2 separate regions of the Homo sapiens genome follow, and region 1 is linked to region 2. A link is an interaction called in ENCODE POLR2A ChIA-PET data of the cell type or tissue named here. Cell type or tissue: GM12878. All regions are shown on one strand. Links, peaks and the distances in the headings refer to the core of each region. The heading gives the core; the rest is flanking DNA. Region 1 overlaps EPS8 (EGFR pathway substrate 8, signaling adaptor). Region 2 overlaps EPS8 (EGFR pathway substrate 8, signaling adaptor).

Region 1 (8,343 bases), core at 78-8,077, 68 kb before region 2:
TGGTCCTGTGCATATGTTTAATACCAGGGTATCCCCATTCATTTCCTCCTTCTTCTGAGGATGATTGAAATTTTGTGGCTTCATGATTGCCTTCTAATTTTCAACTTGACTTAAACCAGAGCATAGTAAAAGAACCATTAATAATCACAATTAATAACATTAGAATGTAATTTTAATAATTCAGGCCTCTATTGCAAAATGTATTATGGAGTCAGTTTAAAATGTGATTCTTCTCTCTCTTATATGTACCTATGTCCAAGTGTGTATATAGTAAGCTCTTGGAGTTCAGGTGTGTCTTGGTGAGGTATTCTGCATATATGGAACATAGTCTCTTAACATCCTTTTGCTGCTGCCTTATTTCTGTCTTGTTTCCACCTAAGATTCTTGAAGAGAAGCTTAATGTCTATGGTTTCCTCTTCACTTCTCCTACATCAGCGAGCCCACTGTGGTCTGATGCTGAGCTTATGTCTGTAGGTCATCTGCCATCTTCTAAAAGCTAAACCAAAAGGAAAATGTTTAGTTTTTACTTGATTTTGCTGTAGCATTTACCTGTAAACTCTTTGAGGACATAAACTGTGTCTCGTTCACTATGAATTTTTACCATTTAGGGTTTCTGGTACTTTGTAGACCCGTCTATTTGCTGAATGAATGTATGTTTGTAATGATTTTTGCCTTCTTTTAAATAAAAAGAATATTCTCTTCCTTTGGCTCCTGTGGTGGTGCTGTTCTTTCCTGGTTAACATCTACCTCTGCTTTGTTACCCATCTACACTTAGATGTTGATTCAGAAGCTCTGCTACTTGGGATGGAATAGGTATCCAAAATTCTTCCTAAGTGAAACTCTCAAGTAAGTTCTAGCACCATCTGTTGGCAGCAGTGAGAGCCAATGCTTTATTTATTTATTTATTTATTTTGTGCCTCAGTTCATGGTTTTGTGTATTCTCAGAACACTCACAAGTTGAAAAGTTTCTGGATTTTCTGGAATTATTTTCTTAGCCTTCATCTCATTTCATGTTACAGCCTAAGTTTCATTCTCTTTCTAGGGAACCTCAGTGTTTCGTTTAGAACAGTTACTCTCAGTTCTTCAGGTGATGCCTTTCTTGGGAACTCTAACTCTATTTATGACTGAAGCTGAATATCACACAGGCCCCTCAGACTTCACATTTCCCAAAATTAATTTCTTGCTTTTACTCTGGCCCCCTCATCTCTTTCTGTCTCTCTACTTGGAGTGACTTTTATCCAAATGACAACCTTAGAAATCTGAATTTTTCCTGGACTCTTTTTCTTACCCACCTTTCTGCCCCACCTATATGTCAACAGTCATTAAATCTTTTTGAGTCAGCAAATGGCTGATAGAGCACTCTCCTCTTCCGTCTCTCACTGCTAATCATGTTAACTACCTTGCTTAAAACTCTTCAGTGGTTCCCCATATGCTCATTAGGGTGGTACAAATGAAGACTACGGGCGCCCGCCACTATGCCCTGCTAATTTTTTGTATTTTTAGTAGAGACGGGGTTTCACCGCATTAGCCAGGATGGTCTCGATCTCCTGACCTCGTGATCCACCCACCTCGGCCTCCCAAAGTGCTGTGATTACAGGCATGAGCCACCGCCCCCGGCCTTCCCCTTTCTTTTGTATTGAAATTAGCTCTCAATACTGCCACAAAGAATTCTTTGTAATGAGTTAGCCACAAAAATAGTTCAGTTCTAGGAAGAATTTCTTTTCTTTTTCTTTTCTTTTTTTTTTTAAGAGACAGTCTTGTTCTGTTACCCAGGCTGGAGTGCAGTGCAATCCTACGGAGAATTTCTAGCCCATTAGAAGAACACATCCATGACCCCCCTTCTCCTTTACCTGCCATATGCAACTGATTGCCAGATTTTGCTGCTTTCACATTAAAGTTAACCCTCGCCTTTGCCCCTTCTGTTCAGTTTTTCACTGTTTCAAGGCTATATGACCATTTTCTTAAGCTATTCCCTCCTGAATGTCTCTGTATCTGCCTCTGTCCTACTTCAATTCATGTTAATTACTACTTTCAGATCAGTCTTGCTAAAGCTGAGTTCAGATGATGTCAGTCCATTGCTTTAAAAACTGCTAACAAAGGTTTCCTTTTCAGGCTTTTCACAACCTGGTGACTTTCTTTAATTTTAGCCTCACTACCCGCTTTCCTATAAATTACTCATTAGCCAAAGTGAGGTACTATACACTTTCATCTGTATACTTCAGTTTTCCCAGTCTGTGCTTCAGTGTCCCTCTTGTCTATATTTGGAATAACTTTTTAATTTATCTCTATATACAAATCGAATCCATCAGTTAAGGTCTACTTTATCTGCCATTGTAGAATAATCTACCTTCTTTGGTACCTCTCCCACTTAATATTTTTTTTCTCAGGATCGCCTAGGCACTTATTTTCTTTCGTGAACTGTAATTTATATACATGTGTGTTACCTGATACCAGGTATCAAGCTCCTCTAAGGTAGGCTCCATATCTGATTTTTACTTTTGGACAGGCCTTAAAGCCTGGAGTGGTGCTTTTGTGTGATAGACGCTCAATGTGTATTGGTTAAATGATGAAATAAATGAATTTTTTCTTGCATCTTTCATCATGAGATTTGTGCCAGTAACATCCCAACTCTCAATATGAAAAGGAAAAAAATACTGACCACAGTTTTTACTGAGCCTAAATTGAAATATTCTGAAAAAGCTTAATCATGGTGACAATCAGAATGTACTCTGTTATTTAGGATAAACCCTTCTGGCAAACATGCCTGTTTTTCAGGTTCCCATTCTTTTAAATGTGGGCTATGATTATGCTCTTTAACATCTCACAGATTTAATAAGTAAACCATTGTTTTAAAGTATTATAACTTTTTCCACAAAAAACTGAGCTCTTAGAATAAAAAGCCAACAAAGATGATATTTTTTCAGTCTGACTCTTTTCTATCCTTTCCCCTCATTAGAGCACAATTTTCAAGATTTTTGTATTATGAGTAAGACAGTGAGAGCTTTTTGATATTTCATGAACTAAACCCAAAAGGGCCTACAAAAACACGCTTTAGCACATTGTTTTTACCAAATCCTACTGTAATTATAAATATTTTTAATAGTATGAATAATGTTATTTTTTCCCTTCCTTTCTTTTTCCCTTTCCCTTCTTCTTCTTTTTTTTTTTTTTTTGAGACAGGGTCTCGCTCTGTCATGCAGGCTGGAGTGCAGTGGTGTGATCATAGCTCACTGCAGCCTCGAGCTCCTAGGCTCAAGTGATCCTTAAGTCATGGGTGGGTGGATCACTTGAGTCCAGGAGTTTGAGACCAATGTGGGCAACATGACAAAACCCTATCTCTACAAAAAATACAGAAATTAGCCATGGTGGCATGTGCCTGTAGTCCCAGCTACTTGAGAGGCTGATATGAGAGGATTACTTGAGCCTGGGAGTTTGAGGCTGCAATGAGCCAAGATCATGCCACTACACTGCAGCATGGGTGAAAGAGCGAGACCCTAGTCTCAAAAAAGAAAAAAAAAAACCTAATTAAAAAAACATGAAAATTACAAATAATTGTGGCACTGGAACTATTTTGGGTATTATTCAACTGCTAAGAATAAAATCAGCATAACTGCAGAATACATCTGAGAAATAATAAAACATGACTTTGGTCAGAAAGTTCAGGAAATTTTTGTACTGTGTCCAATTTATTTTGCTCTGTGATCAGATTCTCGTGAATGCTAGTGTTAGACAAAAGACTGAAAATAGAGTTACTATATAGAGATGTTCATTGTTTGGGGAGAAATTCAATAGAGTCTTGAATATTCTCGTGATGTGCAGAATAATTATATAGAGATTATTTTAAATCATAAATACATCTTATATCTTAACATCTTAAATGTTTTGCTTTCCAGATATACTCAAGATATTTCTGTGAAAATGTTTTTTCTTAATATTTGCCAACAAGAGCGTCTTATATTTGTGTAATTTTTCCAAAGTTGAGTAATAACTGTAATGCTAGTTTGCTTATTTTTCATAAAACTCTGAGTGATTTTCTTTAATATATCCTTGAAAATGCATTTTTCATTTATTTTTTCTTATTCTTGTTGTATGTATATATCAAGTGTGGCATTTATTTTGAGAGTCTTGATAAAATTGGCAAAAGTAGAGTTACAATTTTATGTTAATAATGAAAGAATGACATATAATATTTGCCTGATTGTATCTCTTATTTTTTGTGTGCTTTTTGTTAAGCATATGTCAATTTATTTTGCCAACATTATTCTATAGACAGAGAACTCCTGTTTTTTTCTTTCAGGTTAGTTCATGTGATCCTGGTTAATGGAACATAAAGTGAGATTTTATGGGTGACAGGGAGAGAGATGAGGCTTGACTTGGGGGCATATGGGAAAAGAAGGGGGCTGTCTGTTCACAAAGATTTAAATATCTGATAAGAACTGTTTGCCAGCGCAATTATGAATAAGTGTATTTGTGCCTAATTTTTATTTTTTAAAAGCTCAGGTGATTATAATTTCATCTGTAAAATGTTGAAAGTATAGTCTGATTAAAATAATATATAAGAAATGGTTTTGGTTCTTTTTGAATCAAAAGGTGTGTAAACCTGGAGAATCTGCAGAGTGCCAGACCTCTGCTTTTGTCTTTTCTTAGTATTGTATCATGTTTTCCTTGATATTAATCTTAAGATGACTTCATATATGTCAATATTGTTTAATGTTAGCCATCCACCTATTTGGGATAGGAAAAAAAGTTTTTCCCTGTGTAGATTTGTGTGGATTGCCGAATCACTACTATGTTGGAGGGAGATTATTTTGCTTGAGAGTAATATTGAAAAAGCTCCTATTTTCTCCCTTCAAAAAAACTGGCTTCTGAAAATTCCGTGACTTAATGTATCAAGAACCCAACTCCTCAAGTGATGTTCTTATTAATTAATATTTAGTAAATACTACACACCCAACTTAGGGTAATTTGTTGGGGAACTTATCTCACTACCTCTGCTCTTAAAATTCTTTTTTTTTTTTTTTTTTTTTTTTTTGAGATGGAGTCTCTTGCAGGCTAGAGTGCAGTGGCGTAATCTCAGCTCACTGCAACCTCTGCCTCTTGGTTTCAAGTGACTCTCCTGCCTCAGCCTCTCGAGTAGCTGGGATTACAGGTGCCCGCCACCACGCCCGGCTAATTTTTGTATTTTTAGTAGAGAAAGGGTTTCACCATATCGGCCAGGCTGGTCTTGAACTCCTGACCTCGTGATCCACCCGCCTTGGCCTCCCAAAGTGCTGGGATTACAAACGTGAGCCACCGTGCCCAGCCTTAAAATTCTTAAATCTCATTTCCCTCCTTTTATTATTATTCAATAGTTAACTGTATAAGCCAGAACAGTTTTTTTAAAAATTGGATATCTCCCAGATTTCTTCCAACTCTAATATTCTGTAAGTCTTTGGTTTTTACTTAGGTTAATTCTTAACTGCAATGGAAGAAAAGCATAATTCCAGTTTCTAAGGTAATACTTAACATTTCTTTACATTATTCTAAATTGAATGGAAAACTTTATTTGTAAAATAACAACCAAAAATATCTATTTTATTCTCTGGGGAAAGACAACTTTGTAATATATTTTTCCACTTGAAATGTTTTTGCTTTGCAAAATCCTGTTGGGAAAACAGATTTCCAGACAGCTTAAAACTGACAAATGAGTATTTTGACAGGTATTCCTGGAAGGAGAGCTGTTGCCACCAACCATTTCAATTTCCTTATTCTAACAACCATGTTTAGCAGAGAAGAAGACATATCTCAGTTTGAAACAAATATTTAGTGTTGAGAGAGGTGGGTGAATATAAGCCTTTTTTAATGTATTGGAAAAATAGGGCATTTAGTTCACTGTTTTGGAAAATAGAGTAACAATGAGGATAATAAAGTACTTCTTTATGGCCTAAGACTGACCTGATACTGTCAACTTCCTGTGTTCCATTCAGTAGGGTGTTCCTAGAGGAGGGTTTCATTTTATGCCACTGTGTCATTTAACGGCTTTTTTCTGTGTGCAACCTGTTGTGGCTTTAGAATAGAAAGCGTCAAGATAAAACATTTCATAGCAGAAACATTTTTCTGCATAAAATTCCACTGGTGAACAGTAGTTACTAGACCTTAGTAGAACTAGTCTGCTTCTGTAGAAATAATTTGTGAAAATGGTAGGGATGAACTCTGTTGTTCTGTCCATATTTAATTTACCTTCCAATTTGTAAACTTCTTATTAACATTGATATATTTTGAACAATATTATTTAGATTTCCTTCACCATACAGTTATTTTTTGAGTAGAATATTAGAAGTAGTCATGCAATCTCTTGTTCTTAGGTGCTATTTGCCAGGCCCACACACATTGTTAGTTGCTGTCATTATTTGTCTCCATCATCATTCTCACCACCACCATCATCATTGTCATCATATATATATATTTAAACATCAGAGATGGCTATTTGACTGGCTTGTGGAATTTGTGAAAAGCATAAATCTGAGAATCTTAAAATGTGAGACCTGCTGTTTAAAGATAGAGCAAATGTAGTTATGGATACTTATAGAATTTAGACTAATTCCTTTTGGTAGTAATGACTGAGTGATTTTGGCTTATTTCAAAGAATCGAGTTAGACATATGTTTGAATGACCCCATAGAGTCTTACTTTATATGCTTAAGCCTGGATGAAAATCAATTTCATTTAGCTTTAACTCGGATAAGGGTTTCATGGTCATTATTATATTCTTTTTTTCTTAAAACTTTCCTTTTTTTTTTTTTTGGAGACAGAGTTTCACTCTTGTTGCCCAGGCTGGAGTGCAATGGCACGATCTCTGCTCACTGCAACCTCTGCCTCCTGGGTTCAGGCAATTCTCCTGCCTCAGCCTCCCAAGTAGCTGGGATTACAGGAGCCCCACATTAGCTCCCAATGTCCAGCTAATATTTTGTATTTTTTTTTTTTTTTGAGATGGAGTCTCGCTCTGTCACCAGGCTGGAGTGCAGTGGCGCAATCTCGGCTCGGCTCACTGCAACCTTCGCCTCCTGGGTTCAAGTGATTCTCCTGCCTTAGCCTCCCAAGTAGCTGGGACTACAGGTGCCCACCACCAGGCCCAGCTATTTTTTATTTGTATTTTTTTGTATTTTTTAGTAGAGACGGGGTTTCACCATGTTGGCCAGGATGGTCTGAAACTCCTGACCTCAGGTGATCCACCCGCCTCGACCTCCCAGAGTGCTGGGATTACAGGTGTGAGCCACTGCGCCAGGCCAAAACTTCCTTTCTTTCTTTCTTTTTTTAAACACTAAAACAAACTGCTGAAGAGTATTTTTTTTCTCTGTTAAAACTTTTAGGCCGGTTGCAGGTGGCTCACGCCTATAATCCCAGCACTTTGGGAGGCCGAGGCAGGCGGATCATCAGGTCAGGAGTTTGAGACCAGCCTGACCAACATGGTGAAACCCTGTCTCTACTAAAAATACAAAAACATTAGCTGGGTATGGTGGCACGCGCCTGTAATCCCAGCTACTCAGGAGGCTGAGGCAGGAGAATCGCTTGAACCTGGGAGGCAGAGGTTGCAGTGAGCCGAGATTGCGCCACTGTACTCCAGCCTGGGCGACAGAGCAAGACTCCGTCTCAAAAAAAAAAAAAACCAAAAAAAAAAAACCACTTTTCTCCAAAAGTAGATATGTGTCAAAAACCAAAATACTGTTGCCTTTTACAAGACTTTTGTAATTCCTTTAACTCCCTGCAGACATTTTGAAAATCACTTCTTTGTAACACTAATTTACTACAGTTTACTTTTCTGAAGAAATCTCTCTCCAGTTTCTGTTGGCCATTTTTTATTTAGTTCTTCTCTACCCCCAATAATTTCAGTATCTCATTTTCTTTTAATAATTAAAACAATTTTTTTTTCTTACTGAAAGCTACTGAAGGGTACAGTTTCTTGATCCTTTCTTCTCTCTTTCTGGGTGCATCTGTTATTGTTTTTTTCCTGTATTTATTTATTTTTGCCCTCAGCAAGGGACTATTTTTCAAACTCTTTAACATCTGATTGCTGTAAGATCTGTTGGAGTAGCATGTAAAAGTCACCAGTTGATATGGGTAGAAATACAAGTATGGAATTGTGCACCCATGACCCTTGGTAGTATTTATACATGAGACTTTTACTTGTAGTCTACAGTTTATTGTATTCAAATAACTTATAAAGTGAAGGAATCACTACTAGGCATCACTTTTTGGGATAAAGGCTTATTTTGTTTCATTTAGGTACTTTTTTCAGGTTCTTTTGTTAAAGTCTGCCTGGTGTGAGTTTTGATTTGCAAACTGAAAAAGCTTTAAAATGCTAAAA
Region 2 (8,343 bases), core at 73-8,072:
TGATATTTTGTATGGGATTTAATAATGGATTAGTTAATTATGAAAACAAGATCTAAATGTTTTCTTCTCCAATTGCCGTTAAAATTTGTTGAAATCACCTTATTGAACAGATTTTTTTTAAACCCCTTGGAGTACTAGTGGGTGTTATTTTGTTGAATGAATGTTTTACCCAAACTTATATGCATATTAGATTGTTTAAAAGCTCAATTAAAAAGTGAAAAATAGACACTGAAAATTTTTTGAGTGATTTCACATGTGTTCATGAAACAATATATCTATTACAAATCATTGAATATTTTAAAAGTAATGTCATGTATTCATTTTCTTATTTTATCTCCTCAGTAGACTGAGATCAGTGTGTAGGGGTGAAGCAAGGAGTCCTACTCTGTTTGACTAAGGTAAAAATTAAGAATCAGTGAGAAATGGAATTTGCAAAAGTGCCTGCCAGATAATGTTAGAACTGGACCAGAAAATAGGAGTTGGTATAAAACTAGACCAGCGAGCTTTTTTTTCCTTCAAGATGCAGTTCAGTTTATTGCTTTTGTAAATTAGAGATTGTGTTTCTTGATCTTTATTAAAGTAGAATACAATGTTAACCTACTTCAAATTTTAAAAAATATACACACATGTATATGTATGTGTGTGTGTATATACACACAGGATTTTAAGGACAGTTTTTTGTGTGTGTGTGTGCATGCGCACGCATGCCAAGGAAATTGTTAATCTTCTAGTACATCCCCATAACAGAGGCAGCTACAATAAGATCTAGTCTTTGCCTTACAGACCAGGTGGCTTTACCTGATAGGCTCACAGACATTCAGTAGTTCATTTGTTCCTCAGATTTCTCTAATTATTGTGATAAAGTTGATATTAAATTTACCAACTTAACCATCTTTAAATGTATAGTTTATTGTCATTAAGTGTATTCACATTGTTGTGCAGCCATCATGACCATCCATCTCTAGGAGTTTTTCATCTTCCTGAATGGAATCTCTGTGCCCCAAAACAATAACTACCCATTCTCCACCTTCCACAGCCCCTGGCAGCCACCATTATGCTTTCTGTGTCTTTGAATTTGACTATTCCAAGTTCTTCATTTAAGGAGAATCATAGAGTATTTGTCCTTTTGTGACTGGCTTATTTTACTTAGTGTAATGGCTTCAGGGTTCATCCATGTTGTAGTATGTATGAGAGATGTCTGTTTCCTTTTAAAGGATAAATAATTCCCTTATGTAGATGTATGATATTTTACTTATTCATCTGTGAATGGACAACACTTGGGTTGCATCTACCTTTTGGCTCTCGTGAATAATGTTGATATGAGCATGGGTGTACAAATATCTAGTCTCTACTTTCAGTTCTTTTGGGTATACACCCAGAAGAAGAACTGCTGGATCATATAGTAATTCTATGCTTGATTTTTTTGAGGAGCTGCCATACTGTTTTCCACAATGACTACACCATTAAAGGGATATTTTAAATGAACGAACAAAAAAACCCAGCAGGAAAACCCTCTATTCTTACAGTCTTTGGAATTTTACAATGAACTTTCTAAAATAGGATGAAGATAGCTTCATTGGATTTCTTGTGTAACTAATAATTCTAGGAAGTGTGGTCTCTGTCCTTAGAGGTAAGTGGTGGGCAGATTTAAAATTAATATATCGGTTTCTCTTTGGATAATTACGGAGTTTGGAGACATTAGGGGAATAACAAAGGTGAGTCTAAGTTTTTCCAAAAAAAAAAAAAAAAAAAAAAACAAATACATAGAGCAGAATACAGGTGGGAAGATTCCTATAGAAATGAAAGAGACAGATACAATTATCTCAAATAATCAACTTTGCTTCCTGAAAGTGTCAACTTCGTTCTCTGATCTAGTCTGCCTTCCAGAATGCCTGCATAGTTATTTTCTTAAACATTAGTAATATGATTGTTACTCCTTACCATCTCCTAAAAGATTAAGTCCAAATTCCTTTATATGCTCTACAAGGCCCCTCACAATCTGGCATCAAGCTTTTCTTCATCACATCTTCTTTTCATATATTCTGTATTGCAGCCACACTGAATATCTCACTATTCCCTGAAATTCATGTCCTTCCATATCCTTTGTATATGTCTGGAATGTTCTCTAATTACCTGTACCTGTACCAACTGGTGCACTCCTCACTGTCTTTCAAGACCTGATGTTACTGTCTCTTCCTATATGAAACCTACAAGCAGCTTCCATAGGTAGACACTTTCCTAGTACATTGTTCATACAGTAATAACATTTACTAAAATGCATTGTAATTATCTGTTTGTATATCTATCCATCTTGCTGAACTGAATGTTCCCAGAGGAGAGAAAGTATGTTTATTATATGTCATCATGCAAAGCACAATACCTTGTAGGCATAAATGTCCAAAAAATACCAAATGAACTTATTTTTCTTTATTTATTTTTATTTTTATTTATTTTTTGAGACGGAGTCTCGCTCCATCACCAGGCTGGAGTGCAGTGGCGTGATCTTGGCTCACTGCAACTTCCACCTCTTGGGTTCAAGCGATTCTTGTGGCTCAGCCTCCCGAGTAGCTGGGACTACAGGCACACGCCACTGCACCCAGCTAATTTTTGTATTTTTAGTGGAGATGGGGTTTCACTATGTTGGCCAGGATGGTCTCAATCTCCTGACCTTGTGATCCACCCACCTCGGCCTCCCAAAGTGCTGGGATTAAAGGCCTGAGCCACCGCGCCCAGCCTCGAATGAACTTATTATGTGGTTTTGCTCACTCTATTGAATGTTTACCTTTAATAACCATTACGTGCATAAGCTAGAATTCCTTTCATAATTTCACTATTATTAATATACTGGATATATATGTATTGGATATAGGTAAAATATTAAGCATGCAATTTTTTTCTTCATATTTATATATTGTATTGGATATGTGTTTTGGATATAGGTAAAAATATTAGGCATGCAATTTTTTTCTTCATATTTAATATACTGGATATATGTTTTAGAGATAGGTAAAAACATTAAGCATGCATTTTTTTTCTTCAGTAGTTTGCTGCTGCTCTATGAAGATTTCCAGACACTGATCTCATAGACATTCATACATTACCCCAGAGTCCTCTTATCCTAGGAGAAAGTATCTCATAATCCACACTTAAATGTTAATGACATAATACATTATTACTCCCAGAAGTGTTTGTAGTTTAAAAGTGCTTCCTATGGATGAAAATGCTTAACTCAAAAGAATGAATTAATTTCCAGTGCTAGAATTTTATTCACCTTGTCGCCTGTGTAAACGATAGATTTTAAGGAAATAGGATGATACTCTCTCAACCCTAAAATCACACTGGACAGGCAGGCTTCCAAGAGCACCTCTGAATCTTTAGCATCTCCAGAGTGGTGTTAACAGGGGGAATATATTCTGTTTCCTTAGGCTGCTGCTCTAAGCACTTTGCCCTTTTGGAATAAATTTGTTCTTCTTATACTGCCTCCTAATAATCTGCACGGCAGAGAAATGTGGTTTATCTCATGGTGCTTAGCCTGACTCACAAACTACTTAAGAATTTCTTTTTCACATGTGTAGTCATTTAATATTTAAACTAGTTTCCATGAACCAGTTATAAATATGAGTGAATACTTATTAGCTGACTTGACATCTAAAAGGATGTCTTTCTACTGAAAGCAAAATATTGTAAGAGTCAGATGTTTGAACTCTTTTTAGTCTAGATTACTCAAGAGGAAACAAACAGCAAGATCCCATTTAATTGCTTGTTATTTTGAAGAAGGAAATGTTATGTTATTTTTCTTCCCCTAAGGGCCGTGTCCAGGGCAGTATCATTTTGGTGTTTTTATAGGTCTGTGAGATATTTCCAATGTTTCGAAACTAAAAAACAAGTGAGATTGACATAAATGTATCTGGACAGTGTAATGTTTCAAAGCTTATCCAAGTAGTTGTTCTTTCAGATTGAAGACTTGGTATTATTTGTACTAAAGTCCTATTGATATAATTAGTTACATTAAAAATTTTAAACTAATGGATGAGAAGGACATACCTGAATCCAGGCATGGATTATGTAGATGTGAAATGTTAATACATATCTGTATATGTGTAATTGTGTGTGTGTGTATGCTTAAGTGTGTTTAAGTTACTATCAAGTATTCTAAAGGGGGATGAGTCACACATACAGACATAGCATAGAAACTGAGTTTGGGCTTTTGTGTTGGTCTGCCTGTGTCTGAGGCTTTACCATGTACTAACTGTGATACTGAGCAAGGCACTTCTGTGCCCCAGTTTCCTCATCTGTAAACTAGAGATAAAAGTAGTACCTGCCTTTTAGAGTTATGCTTATCAATTGAATTAATGCATGCAAAGAACTTACAACAACGTTTGACACATATATGGATTTAATAAGTGTTATTGTTTTTGTAAATTATTATTAAATATTGGTGACACAGTTGATTCAGAGAGAGAAAAGAATTACCTTTTAAAAAAGTGACTATTTTGAAGCCAAAGATATTAGTTAATTTAGCAGATTGAAGTCATAAGGTTGTTTATCATTAAGAGACTATGGTATAAAGATGGACACAGGTAGGTAGTAGTTTATTCTTTATAATATACCTTACATTACCAATTTTTGACTATTTTTAAAGTCTCCTTTCTCCTGACCGTATGTTTATGAAAATGTTCTTTACTTTGAAACCTGGCTGGGTTTAGAAAATATATGTCCTTTGTCTATTTTGTGATAGACTTCAATTTTGTCTAATCAGTGTTTGAAAGAAATGGCACTTGTATGGACTTCCTTCCAAGAAAAACATTGGGTGTTTCAGGAAGTGGTCTTGGTGAGTCAGAGCATAGTACTTTTTCCTCTGAGTCAGTTTTGAACCTCCTTGATATAAATAGGCATGCTTTTACCAAAAGTTCTGCTTTTCACATGTTAAAATCATCATTGATACATGGCTACACTAAGAGCAGTGCCTTCATTGGTTTTTCTGCTCAGTTGGCATTGAGGCTCTTTTATCTAATTGTGACTGTAGAAATTCTGTGGAATAAATTTCTTTTTAAATTTTCAATTTAATTCTATACTTCTAAATTAGTTTCTGTTTTCACACCAATTTTGCTTCAGAAAGGAGTGGAGTCAGGTGACCAGTTATGTAAATTTTAGAGGAATTTATATTGGTGATAATATACACTTTAATCATTAGAATTCTATGACTTCTCTTTTAGCCCACACATATAACTCTTTATAGCACAATTTCAGTTCAGGGATTATTTTGCAAAAGACTGTACTAGTTTGCCACACCTCAGAATTGTTTAGAAGATAGAAAAGAATACGTTAGAGTGGTTCTTCATAACCACATTAAAAAACATTAAACATGATAAATAATTGCCAATTGACTAGATATTGTTAACGTTGAGTTGGTTAGGGAAGAGTTTCTTTTTTTGTTGTTGTTGTTTTTGAGATGGAGTCTCATTCTGTCCCCCAGGCTGCAGTGCAGAGGCATGATCTCAGCTCACTGCAACTTCCGCCTCCTGTGTTCAAACAATTCTTGTGCCTCAGCCTCCAGAGTAGCTACGACTACACGTTGTGTAGCACCACGTCCGGCTAATGTTTGTGTTTTTAGTAGAGATGGGGTTTCACCATGTTGGCCAGGCTGGTCTTGAACTCCTGACCTCATGATCTGCCCACTTTAGCCTCCCAAAGTGCTGGCATTACAGGCGTGAGCCACCGCACCTGGCCTAAGGGAAGACTTTTAAAAAGGGGTGGGAATTGAGGAATTGAGAAATTGCTAGATGGGAAGTATAAAGTAGTGGAAAGGGCATTTAGGGTAAGAATAGACACTTAAAGTTGGGTCAGTCAAGATATGCTCAGGACAGTGGTGGGAATGAGGGTTTATATGTAGGAGTATTTGAGAGAATATGGATTACTGGAAAAATTATGTAAGCCAAAATTATGGTCGAGCCTCGAATGGTACACTAAAGTTGTATGTGTGACTACATAGTTGGTAACATTGTTTAATTGTCATATATTTCTCTTGAGTTGTAATTGGTTGAATACAACTGGTTTTTAGTGAATTTCATTTTATAACTAGTATTTAAAGAAAACTTCTCTATTTCTCTTAAATATATGATCCTGCAGGAAAATAAAGGAACTGAGAGATATAGATGTCAAATGATCTGTGTGTGCTTTTGCATATAATCCTCATAACAATCATTCTCATTTTACAGGTGAGTAAACCGAAGCTGAGATAGGATAATGACTTGTCTAAGGTCACAGAGAGATGTTAGTCAGGATTTACACTTAGGGCTGCTCATCTTCATACTATTTTCTTTTCACTATGGCAAAATACCACAATAAAAGCTCTGGGACATACTCAGTAAGTTTTTATTATTTCCAATAGCTGTGAAAAAGCAACTCAAAGGTATTTTTCTTCTGAACAGAAGTATTATTTTCTTTTAGGAATAGGTCTTTGGACTCTAGGAAACTGCCTTGTGGGTAAGCTTGCTCTCCTCCTCTTGGGGAGCAGTTTTCTGTAAGGTTTGCAGGGGCAGTCACATCGGTGGAGGGATCATTTGTAGGTTGTGGTGAGCCATGCTGTGGATCATCTGTCCTTTGCCCATTTATATTAGTAGATTGATGGTCATTTACATTTTTTCAAATCTGAAGCATCTGGGCCTTGATTAGTTGGAATCTTTGATTTTCATTCTTGACATATACAACAATTACAAGAATATGCTACATTGTTTTATTCTATTTCCTTCATAATGGGGAAGCAGTCATGTGGCTCTTGGCAAAACTGACCTTGCCTGAGGTTTCAACAGAGGCAGTTGAGATTAAACACCATTCTTGTAAACACTGAATCTCCTATCTCCTAAATTTCAAACTGGCATCCTGGAAAAATTTCTTTGTTAGGATCTGGAATTGAACAGCTCAGTTCTTAGGAGGGCAGGGAAAGTCATCATGTTTTCCCCAGCTAAATAGTTTGAATGTGCTACTATGTGCCGGTACGTGCTATTCCTGGGGCTTCTTAGCAGCTAAATTTTTTTTTTTTTTTTAAAGAGGATGAAGATTTATTTTTCCACTCCATTTGAGGAAAATAAGGAAGTTGGCTGGCAATAAGAGAGGTCAAGATGGAGAGGCTGGAGGAGAGAGATGTCTGTTTACTGTGTGGATGAGGTTAACTTAAAGAGCGGGGGTTGGGGAGTCTAGTTGACACTGCTTGTTCTTTTCCTTGAGTAGTTCTCGTTAGAAGCTAGAGCTGCTGAATTTTTTCTGTTTTAACTTACTTGGTTAAAATATTTATTAGTAAGATTTTAAAATTACTTTTAGAACATTGTTTTATTCTGTCTTTTCTTATAAGAAGATTTGAGATAAACATCTCCATTTGGCCAAGTAATAAAATATTCACAGGCATAATTTTTTATAAAATATTTTAGAAAATTGTAGAGTTTTTCCATTTTTCCTTTATTAAACAGTTTCAGAAAGCCTTTTAAAATACATATTTCTTTCATAATCATTCATATGTCCCCATGCTTTGTAAAACATATGTTGCCTCAAAGTTGGATATAAGAGTGTCAATTCTAGTTTTATTGATAGCTTTTATACAACTGGAAATATGTTCCCATAGAGAAATTTCTGTAATAGACATGAACTTCATGGAACAAAGTCAAGGTGATGCCATGCTCTTTTGGAATTTGGTGATTCTTTTGTCACTTTAGTGTCCATTGTCTTTATTCTGGTACTATCTTGGCCTTTATATTGATCCTATTTCTAATAATCCTGATCATCTACTGCTTGGACTCCCTAAACTTTCAGAATCCAGTTCCCTTTTTTTCTTACTTATCAGTAAAGCTAGATTATCAGTTCTTTTTTATACAGATGTAGGACTATCATCTGTAATTTTTGGCAAAAGAAGAAAAAAATCCATGTAGTTCTTTTTAGAGGTCATGTGAGCATGTGATTTTTGGGTAAAAAACTCTAGCCATTATTTTCCTCTATGTGGCAAAGTGGTTGAATTTTATCCCACATCTACTATTAATTACCTCTTTGACAGTGAACATGTTATTAAACTCTGTACCTAGCTTATTCATCTGTAAAGTGGGAATGGTAATTGTTCCTACTTCATGAGGCAGTTGTGACAATTAAAAGAAAATGACACATGTAAAGCAGTGCCTGCTATGCCGTGTTTTCTAGATGTGAGCCATTGCCGCTGCTGCTGCTGTTCTGCCTCTTCCTCTTCCTGCTGTCACTGCTATTGGCAGTTTGTAATAGTTTAGTTTTCCTTCATGCCCTGATTTTGTACCACCATTTGGCTTAGAATGGGGGACAGCAGTTATGCCATGTAAGTGATAT

What was found. Peaks named below come from ENCODE experiments on the same cell type or tissue, not always from the same donor. Only the 100,000 strongest peaks of a DNase experiment are listed, where the experiment ranks them.
Region 1: POLR2A ChIA-PET joins it to region 2 with 10 read pairs; 4 of 35 experiments call an interaction of 5 or more read pairs at or near these places.

Annotation. Positions count from the first base shown.
Region 1 is chr12:15,765,119-15,773,461 of GRCh38, reverse strand. All of the region lies in intron 1 of EPS8 (EGFR pathway substrate 8, signaling adaptor), which reads left to right. Among named protein-coding and RNA genes, the nearest start is that of EPS8, 20 kb to the left of the region's middle. In GM12878, for the core only: a CTCF peak has its summit at 868 (motif pointing left); DNase peaks (open chromatin) are centred at 1,381 and 1,971.
Region 2 is chr12:15,697,261-15,705,603 of GRCh38, reverse strand. All of the region lies in intron 1 of EPS8 (EGFR pathway substrate 8, signaling adaptor), which reads left to right. Among named protein-coding and RNA genes, the nearest start is that of EPS8, 88 kb to the left of the region's middle. In GM12878, for the core only: no CTCF peak of the experiment used is centred there; DNase peaks (open chromatin) are centred at 4,225 and 4,883.